Regions from separate parts of the Homo sapiens genome. Here region 2 is linked to region 1. Evidence: read pairs that join two places in POLR2A ChIA-PET (ENCODE). Cell type or tissue: A673. All regions are shown on one strand. Each heading gives the region's core, and the rest is flanking DNA. Links, peaks and the distances in the headings are about the cores only.

The links. Peaks named below come from ENCODE experiments on the same cell type or tissue, not always from the same donor. Only the 100,000 strongest peaks of a DNase experiment are listed, where the experiment ranks them.
Region 2: POLR2A ChIA-PET joins it to region 1 with 10 read pairs; 2 of 35 experiments call an interaction of 5 or more read pairs at or near these places.

Annotation. Positions count from the first base shown.
Region 1 is chr2:139,924,839-139,930,227 of GRCh38, forward strand. No RefSeq gene overlaps it. Among named protein-coding and RNA genes, the nearest start is that of LINC01853, 190 kb to the right of the region's middle. In A673, for the core only: no CTCF peak of the experiment used is centred there; no DNase peak of the experiment used is centred there.
Region 2 is chr2:140,010,733-140,016,121 of GRCh38, forward strand. No RefSeq gene overlaps it. Among named protein-coding and RNA genes, the nearest start is that of LINC01853, 100 kb to the right of the region's middle. In A673, for the core only: no CTCF peak of the experiment used is centred there; DNase peaks (open chromatin) are centred at 789, 2,989 and 3,359; H3K27ac peaks cover 931 bases.

The DNA.
Region 1 (5,389 bases), core at 276-5,275:
ATGCAGTATCTCAGACTTATACTGAAAATGAATTCTCACTATACAGTAACTTGGATGTAGAAAGTGAAAGGAAGGGTGAGTGGGCACTTCAGTTGTAACAACAGGAAAGGTTTTGGAATAAAACACCGGGCTTAGATTATTTTCTAATGATTTGATTTTTTTGTTAACTTCAAGTATAGCAATAATAATAATAAACCAAACACTGCATTTAAAGACTTCAGTTCTATTTTTTGTATTATTTCTTGAAACTGATTGTTTGAAAATTACTTTACTCCTATTCCTTTGTTGAAGCTTTAAAAAAAAAGCCTTCCAATCATACTGTTGTTTAGTTAATCAGTTCATTCTTTGATTATTACATCATCGGTTACCAACATATGAAAGAGTATTGAAATAGAAGATAAATATCACGACAGATTAAAGAAGCATCTGAGCCAACTTTTCATTTTTTAATGGGGAAACACAAAGATGCCACTTCTGTTTGTGAAATGCACTGTGTCCTTAGATTTAAACTTTCAAATAGAGTACATACATTTATTTTTATACATTCCTATTCTACATTTAAGATTTTATTCAAATTGTAAAAATGCTAGCCCAAATGACTATGCAAATTCTGAGAGAAAGATTGTAAAGACTATTATTAACATAAGAGGTGGGAAGAAACACAGCTTGAGTTTGATATCCCAGGTGAAGTTTGCTGCTCTGAAAATTAGGAAAACACAACCTTTGACATACATGCTAGGAAATATAGACATGGATATTATTCTAAGAATTACCATGGAACCCCAATCTGTCAATTTAATTGTTATTCTTTTGATTATTACCACATCTAATTTATTCTTACATATTTGTTCTCGTACTCAAAACATTCACAACAATAGAATTTAAAGCAATCTATTAATTACTTACATTTCTACTTCTCTCTACCCTTTCCTTTATCTCTCCCACTCCTTTCTTATTTTTATAACAGGTTGGATGAAAAAGTAATTCTGGCTTGCTATTTCTATTATTGACGGGTCAAGGAAACCCTATACAAAAATAAATATATGTGAAGAAGATCTTACTCTTCTGGTTTGTTTCACTTAATTCTCCACCAAAATAACTTATTTTCCTTGAGTAAGAGGTTATTGAGAAGTGCAGCCTAACTGCAAGAAGAATTTACTTCAAGTTGTTCTAGTTGAGGGTCACTACTATCAACTCAGGTTCAAATTACTCACCCTGTCAACCAGAAAGTCAAACGTTAAATCTAGACTCACTATCATGGTTTGCAGCTGGAATTTATCTGTGAGATATCCCCATGTCTGCAGATAATGAATTGTGACTTGAACTTCTAACTTTAACACTAGTTGAAATTTCTTACAGAAAGGAATGATGTTGGCTCTCAAAATACTTATGTGTTTGGGGATTACATTAATGAAAAAAATTATCCAGTGTGTTTTAAATAGTAGACTTGTTTACATGTAACCTATGTAAAGAAATACAAGTCCATATTCTGGGCTTTCTAGCAGCTGAATTCAGAGACTTAATCCAACAGACAAAAATTAATAAAAGTATTAAACTTTTAGAACAGTCTTTCTCAGCAAGAGTGCATTCTTCTTCTCTTTGAAAATAACTGGGAAAGCTTGGAAGATCAAAAAACAAAACAAAACAGAAACAAAGTGTAGCGAGGACAAATCCTTTTGTCTCAACTGGGAGGAGAATAGAGAGAAATGGAAAGCATCTATAATTATCCATCTGTCATTTATTTCATATATTCATATATTAATTTCAGATACATTAGAAATATTGCAAATACATGACCAGAAAGTTATAGAAAGCTCCTATATAAATACTTCCATGAAGCCTAGAATTAGGGAAAATGTAGCCTCTTTCAAATGTACAGCTATTTCTTGATGTCAATAAAAATCTTGCTGCAATTTTCACATTTCTTTTTATATATAGGTCCCTCCAGCAAGAGAAACAAAACTTCATTAAAACTATTCGAAAAATATTTTAATTTTTTAAAAAATTTAAGAGTAAAAAAAATTGTGTTAGGGTTTGATGCTATATGTTAAAAATATTTAAATAATTACCTTTACAAATTTTACAGTTTAATGATAAACTAATGATTGTATGTATTCAGCATTTTTTATTTTAAAGAATAAAAAATGATATCACGTACAAAGCTACATTGTACAGACAATTTCAAGTCATCAATAGCGTATAATTTCTTAACTTGGGGTGTTTTCTTCACATCAAGAGAAACAGCCTGCCCCTTTCAGTGTTAAGAGCAGCACAGCTCTAGTCTAGTCTATGGTAGTCCCAAATAAGTACTCCAGGAAGACTGATTTGGAATGTTCCTGCTTCACTGTTTATATTAAATGTTTTCATTTTCTGTTTCCAATTCATCTTTGGAATTGTTTCTTTTTATTCTCTTCCAAGAATAGGCAATTTAATTTTTAAAGCATTAATCTTGCAAAAATTCAATTCAAATCTGATCATTTTGGAGGCTTTCAACTATCATGCCACATTCGTTTTGTTTACTTTGGAGGCTGCTGCCTTATATGCAATGAGTATTTAGTTATAATGGATGGTTATTCATGACTAAAAGAAGAAAAAAGTGAAATCTTTGTGATTGTGCCAGTGATATGAAAATTGGGACGGTAGCTAGATTAGGAGACGTGTCTGTTCTCCAATTCTCTATCTTCCCTAAACAGAAGAGAGCAAGAATCAAGTCCAAAAGTGTCAGAGTTGGATGGCAGTGGTTGGATCTCGGTTAAACCGTATTCAAACTGGTGGGACTATTTTTCTAACCTACTTTTTATTTTCTGCCTTTTTGTCTTTCTCTCTCTCTCTCAAATTAGTTCAAAGGGCAATTGTCCAGACGTCACTCTACCAAAAAAAGAGCTTAAACATTCTTGCTCTTTCTTTCTTTTTTTTTTTTTTTAATGCCTCAAGACCTTCATGGTCTTTTTCTTTTTTTTTTATTATACTTTAAGTTTTAGGGTACATGTGCACAATGTGCAGGTTAGTTACATATGTATATATGTGCCATGCTGGTGTGCTGCACCCAGTAACTCGTCATTTAACATTAGGTATATCTCCAAATGCTATCCCTCCCCTCCCCCCACCCCACAAGAGTCCCCAGAGTGCGATGTTCCCCTTCCTGTGTCGATGTGTTCTCATTGTTCAATTCCCATCTATGAGTGAGAACATGTGGTGTTTGGTTTTTTGTCCTTGGGTTAGTTTACAGAGAATGATGATTTCCAATTTCATCCATTTCCCTACAAAGGACATGAACTCATCATTTTTTGTGGCTGCATAGTATTCCATGGTGTATATGTGCCACATTTTCTTAATCCAGTCTATCATTGTTGGACATTTGGGTTGGTCCCAAGTCTTTGCTATTGTGAATAGTGCCGCAATAAACATACGTGTGCATGTGTCTTTATAGCAGCATGATTTATAGTCCTTTGGGTATATACCCAGTAATGGGATGGCTGGGTCAAATGGTATTTCTAGTTCTAGATCCCTGAGGAATCGCCACACTGACTTCCACAATGGTTGAACTAGTTTACAGTCCCACCAACAGTGTAAAAGTGTTCCTATTTCTCCACATCCTCTCCAGCACCTGTTATTTCCTGACTTTTTAATGACTGCCATTCTAACTGGTGTGAGATGGTATCTCATTGCGGTTTTGATTTGCATTTCTCTGATGGCCAGTGATGATAAGCATTTTTTCATGTGTCTTTTGGCTGCATAAATGTCTTCTTTTGAGAAGTGTCTTTTCATATCCTTCACCCACTTTTTGATGGGATTGTTTGTTTTTTTCTTGTAAATTTTGTTTAAGTTCATTGTAGATTCTGGATATTAGCCCTTTGTCAGATGAGTAGGTTGCAAAAATTTTCTCCCATTCTGTAGGTTGCCTGTTCACTCTGATGGTAATTTCTTTTGCTGTGCAGAAGCTCTTTAGTTTAATTAGATCCCATTTGTCAATTTTGGCTTTTGTTGCCATTGCTTTTGGTGCTTTAGACATGAAGTCCTTGCCCATGCCTATGTCCTGAATGGTAATGCCTAGGTTTTCTTCTAGTGTTTTTGTGGTTTTAGGTCTAATGTTTAAGTCTTTAATCCATCTTGAATTAATTTTTGTATAAGGTGTAAGGAAGGGATCCAGTTTCAGCTTTCTACATATGGCTAGCCAGTTTTCCCAGCACCATTTATTAAATAGGGAATCCTTTCCCCATTGATTGTTTTTGTCATGTTTGTCAAAGATCAGATAGTTGTAGATATGCGGCGTTATTTCTGAGGGCTCTGTTCTGTTCCATTGATCTATATCTCTATTTTGGTACCAGTACCATGCTGTTTTGGTTCCTGTAGCCTTGTAGTATAGTTTGAAGTCAGGTAGTGTGATGCCTCCAGCTTTGTTCTTTTGGCTTAGGATTGACTTGGCGATGCGGGCTCTTTTTTGGTTCCATATGAACTTTAAAGTAGTTTTTTCCAATTCTGTGAAGAAAGTTATTGGTAGCTTGATGGGGATGGCATTGAATCTGTAAATTACCTTGGGCAGTATGGCCATTTTCACGATATTGATTCTTTCTACCCATGAGCATGGAATGTTCTTCCATTTGTTTGTATCCTCTTTTATTTCATTGAGCAGTGGTTTGTAGTTCTCCTTGAAGAGGTCCTTCACATCCCTTGTAAGTTGGATTCCTAAGTATTTTATTCTCTTTGAAGCAATTGTGAATGGGAGTTCACTCATGATTTTGCTCTCTGTTTCTCTGTTATTGGTGTATAAGAATGCTTGTGATTTTCGTACATTGATTTTGTATCCTGAGACTTTGCTGAAGTTGCTTATCAGCTTAAGGAGATTTTGGGCTGAGACAATGGGGTTTTCTAGTTATACAATCATGTCGTATGCAAGCAGAGACAATTTGACTTCCTCTTTTCCTAATTGAATACCCTTTATTTCCTTCTCCTGCCTAATTGCCCTGGCCAGAACTTCCAGCTAACATCATAATGACAGGATCAAATTCACACATAACAATATTAACTTTAAATGTACATGGACCAAATGCTCCAATTAAAAGACACAGACTGGCAAATTGGATAAAGAGTCAAGACCCATCAGTGTGCTGTATTCAGGAAACCCATCTCACGTGCAGAGACACACATAGGCTCAAAATAAAAGGACGGAGGAAGATCTACCAAGCAAATGGAAAACAAAAAAAGGCAGGGGTTGCAATCCTAGTCTTGGATAAAAGAGACTTTAAACCAACAAAGATCAAAAGAGACAAAGAAGGCCATTACATAATGGTAAAGGGATCACTTCAATAAGAAGAGTTAACTATCCTAAATATATATGCACCCAATACAGGAGCACCCAGATTCATAAAGCAAGTCCTGAGTGACCTAC
Region 2 (5,389 bases), core at 210-5,209, 86 kb after region 1:
TTTATTTGTTGCAGCTTCTTATTATCAAGTTTATATCAGAATTTAATGCTCATTGTCCAATTCCTTTGATTATGTCACAATACTTAACTATAATTCCATGACTACAGTTGCTGCTACACTTACTACTACCACTAATTCTACAATTTACACATAACTTAATACATTCTGGATACCAGCAAAAAAGGTCACATACAGGGCTTAATTAAATGCTTAGACTCTGTGAGGTAGGTATCATTCCCTTTTTAAAAGATGAATACATTTCTGCAAATGGTAGTCCATTAATGTGCATAAAGTAATGACAATAATAAATGATCATGACAAACGCTTACTCTGTTCCAATGACAGTTCTAAAGTGTTACCTATATTAATTCATTTAATCCTTACAACAACCTCAAATAGTAGATACTGGTATTAACTATATTTTACAGCATAAAAGTAAGGCTTAATAACTTGTTCACTATTATGTGTACAAGTAAGTATTCAAACAAAAGCATGGCTTGGAGGCATTAGAGAACTGGATTATTTTGCTGTCTTAGAAAGCCACATCCATCCTGCAGGTGTTGATGCTTACCCTCTCTGTGGACCCCAAATCTTCTGAGTTACAAGTACAAAGTAGGGTTGGGTGAAAATTTCCTTTCCCCACTTAACTGCTTTGGTTTGCCTTTAAGAGTGAATTGCATTTTACTAAAATTACATCCAGAAATTTCATTCTGGGGCTGGAAGATTGACATTTATATACTCATTTCCCTTTGTTGAATTAACAGTTGCATTGTTTCCTCTGCTCTTATGAGCATTCAACAGGAAATATGAATTAAACGTAGTTATCTGACTACTATCTTACCAAGAAGTCTATGAAGAATTCTGTTACTCTGTTGGAATGCTCCCGGTTGAAATAATTTAGTGAATCTCTCTTTGCCAATTATAAGAATCACTCTATCAATCAATGTGTCTTTAGTCTTTCCTTGCTCTGTTACATTTTCCTAGCATAGGAATCTGATTTTGCTAATCCCTTGCACAGTATTTTTCAATGGCTCTCCATTGGCTAGAAGACAAACTAAATTGATTACCTGACAGGCAATGCCCTTCATGATCTGGCCACTCCCAAATATCAACTTTATACCTTTGCACTCTTACCTGTTTTACTGTGAATCTCAATAGCACTCAAATGTTTGCATCTTTGTCCATGTTTTAGTACAAGCTATCTACATGACCCACATCTGTCATTCTTTAGAGGTCTGTTTGTTTGTTTGTTTTTTGAGACAGAGTCTAACTCTGTTGCGCAGCCTGGAGTGCAGTGGCATGATCTCCGCTCACTGCAATCTCTGCCTTCCAGGTTCAAGCAATTCTCCTGCCTCAGCCTCCCGAGTACCTTGGATTACAGGTGCCTGCCACCACGCTCAGCTAGTTTTTGTATTTTTTGTAGAAACGGGGTTTCAGCATGTTGGCCAGGCTGGTCTTGAACTCCTGACCTCAAGTGATCCGCCCGCCTCAGCCTCCTCAGGTGCTGGGATTACAGCCCTGAGCCGCCGCGCCCGGCCTAGATGTTCTTAATTACTTTCCTAAACTGGTCAGTGCCCTTCCCTTTATGTTTCCTTTTCTTTTCCCTCAATACTTTCTACAATATGTTTGTAATAGCAAATATCTTATTTATTTACAAAATTAATAAACATAAATTGAGTGTTGGCCAGGCACGGTGGCTTACACCTGTAATCCCAGCACTTTGGGAGGCTGAGGCGGGCAGATCACGAGGTCAGGAGATCGAGGCCGTCCTAGCTAACACGGTGAAACCCCCTCTCTACTAAAAGTACAAAAAATTAGCTGGGTGTGGTGGCGGGCGCCTGTAGTCCCAGCTACTCGGAAGGCTGAGGCGGGAGAATGGCGTGAACTCGGGAGGCGGAGCTTGCAGTGAGCGGAGATGGCACCACTGCACTCCAGCCTGGGCGACAGAGCGAGACTCCGTCTCCAACAAACAAACAAAAACAAAAACAAACAAAACAAAACAAAACAAAAAACCATATATTGAGTGTTCCATAACATACTAAATATCTACATCTAGCAAGGTCATTTCTCCACTAGAGACTCCGATTGCTAAAGTAACTCCAGAAATTTTGTAAAAGCACTCTCATATCTCTTCTCAACCTAGATGCTCCATTCTTTATTTCCACTCCTTGTTCTGTAGTCTTATATTGACATTTCCTTCTCTATTGAGACTTTTTTAGACTTTCTGTTTGTTTTACTCCTAGCTTGAACTTTTGAATTCTGTCTCTCTTTTTTTTTTTCTCTCTTTTTTTTTAATCTGGGCTCACTTTAACCTCTGCCTCCTGGGTTCAAGCGATTCTCCTGCCTCATCCTCCTGAGTAGCCAGGACTACAGGTGTGCGCCACCAAGCCCAGCTAATTTTTGTATTTTTAGTAGAAATGGGGTTTCACCATTTTGGCCAGGATGGTCTCCATATCTTGACCTCTTGATCCGCCCCCCTTGGCCTCCCAAAGTGCTGGGATTACAGGCGTGAGCCACCGTGCCCTGCCCCAAATTCTGTCTTTTTGATGTCCCTATTGGGTTAGAAACTCAACCATTAACACATAGTCTAGATTCCTAAATCCTAGCCTAGAAAAAGCACTAGGGCTTTCCATATAAATGGCAGAGACCTGAAGGCAGTTATTGTATTGACATTATTTCCTTTGATTAATTCATCTTGAAGGGAGAAGTTCTGTTTATGCCTAGCATAAAAATATGTATTTTTGTAAACTTAATTAAATAAATGAACAACTAAATAAATTTGTTATTGCTACCTTGGTCACCATAAGGTGATTTTTGACACTGTTACTCAAGTCAATTTTTCTTTAGGTAGTTATGGTCTAGGACAATGCTTTATGAATTGTACCCTATGGAGTATTCAAGAGGGTGATGTGGGTGTTTTGGAAGCAGGAGTGAAAGATAAGAAGGAGGACCAAGTATGCAGGGCTTCAGGCTACTCATATGAATTTCAAGCAGAGAAAATCCCCTAGTGTGCACTTTACATATTGGACTTATTCCAAATATTTCAGTTGAATAAATGTTTCCAAGACTTAAAAAATGTAAAAAACCCAAAACCACTGATCCAAATCTACACTAGCGAGTGGCAAAGGCAAACTTCCCATTGGGCTTAAATGTGCTTACCTTGTCTCTATTTTACTTAAACAAATTTCCATGAAGTTAAAACTTTTCTAACTCTGATACTGAATTTGCCAAAAAGACAAACAAAGCATTACATGGGTGGCAAAGTTGCTTCTACACTTTTAATGATGACAGACTTCCCAAGAATACCGGATGAACCAGATCTGCATAAGCAAAAGGATTTATTTACCCAAGCATCTCTTCACTAGGAAATTCAATGATTTAATAATTCCATACCGCTTTAACTCCCTGGCACCTAGAACTTTGAAGAGCCTCCTGCTTAGGTGACAATTGCCAACAATAAATGCCTTGGAAACACTAATGTTAAGGATTAGGGAGTTAGTGCAGACAAAATGAATTATGCTTAGCACTTACAGGTTTTCTATGGGCAATAGTAGGATAAATGAGGTATTATTAGTACTGTACGTTCTGTGCCAGAGGCAATATCTAGCACTGTAGTCCTTTACACTTCTTGATATGCCAGCCTCTGTACTGTGTACTTCCAAGCTGATGCTGATAGAGCAAAGAAAGACATAGAGACAAAATCCTTTAAGTTCTTGAGTTCCTTGAAACAAAGGGAGATAAAAAGCAATGCAATATGTTAATTTGAAAATCAAATAAAAATGTACTGTGGATTTTTTTAACATGCCTCCTAAGGCTATTAATCCACACCACAAAATCAAAGGGAGTGCTAAATCTGTCAGAAAGGACTTAAAACACTCAAAGATACTTTTGAATTTCATTTATTCTTTCCTTTTCTCATCACTGATGATTTCCATGTTTTCAAAGGAAAGGGGCCTCTTGGGGGTTTAAGGGAGTGATTTCTTTAATGATGTCAATATCTGAAGCAGAGACATCCAGAGACAGTTTGCAGTTTTACAACCCTTTAAGTAAAAGTGGTGAAATGCCATCTCTACGCTTTCTAAATAGATGGCATATTGATAGCAATGAACATTATTTGCCAAGATTAGCACAGAAAGAATGCCCCATTTCCAATCTCAGTACTGAGACTATTAGGTCAAGGAATAGCAGAATGAGGACACTGAATGTTTATGAAAGTGATGCTTTGATCCAATGAGACCTAAATTGATATGTCATACACTTTGCCTTCATTAATATGTATTATAACTCAACTTCCTGCCAGAAAGTTCCACACCATCTTCCACTTTTTAAATTAGGCACAGTAGACTACACAAGAACATTACATTAGTTTGAGAAATATATTTGCCAGCAAATAGTCTTCATAGAAGAAAATATGTACCCCAAATATTTGAAAATTACTCTATTGTAAACACTACAAATCATTTAAGACTTACTACATCCTCACAGAGTGCATAAGAGTCTGATAACACATCATTATTTTTAAGTTGTGGCAGCAGATAGTAAAATATTACAGACTCAAGCTTTTACTTTTCCCGATTACCTCTCAATGTCTGATATCAGCTTGCATGCTGAGCAAAGTCATCTCTATTGATCAACTGCAACTATAAATGCATTCACACATTTATGCATCCGATTATCCATTGTTCATTCATGTGATACATTGAGTGTCTGCTATGGGATAGGGAGCCGTGCTAGGTGCTAAGGGCCTAGATATAAAAACTGCAGTTTCTGCTCTTTTAAGAGACTGGTGATATTGTGGGATAGCTGTATAAAAAGTAACACTGGCAGCAGAACTATGATTAGGGCTAAGGCAGCACAAAAGCTGGGTGCTATGGTAGCAGAAGCTAGAAGCTCTAGTGAGTTATTTAGTTCTAGGCCTACATGTTTTCAGTAGAATTTGAGAAGACTAATGTTCCCTTTGTGACTCCTTGATTGAATGTGGAGCTCACCCTATATCTGAAAGCTTCTCAGCCATAGACTTTCTGTACATGGGTCTTTACTGTGCCCTGTCCAACTGCCTGGAGGAGTTACCCTCTTGGGAACATCTTTTGTTCAGTTCCCTTTATATTTGAGGCATTTGTTTCTGTTCTTTCTCTAAAGCCAAACACTCCTTTGTCACAGTTTCATGGGACTTTAATTAGTTTCTCAATGCAGAATCGTAATTTCAGTTTCTACCATCAGTCAGCTCCTGATATTGTAGTCATTATTTAAACTGGTACTTGCGACTCTACCTCTTGTTTTCATTCTTCACACTCTTGGTTCACTTCTGTCTGCTCATTAAAGTCAAAAAAAGTTTGCCAACTATACATAAAATTAGAGCCCTCTTCTAAATCAATGACATGTCTATATA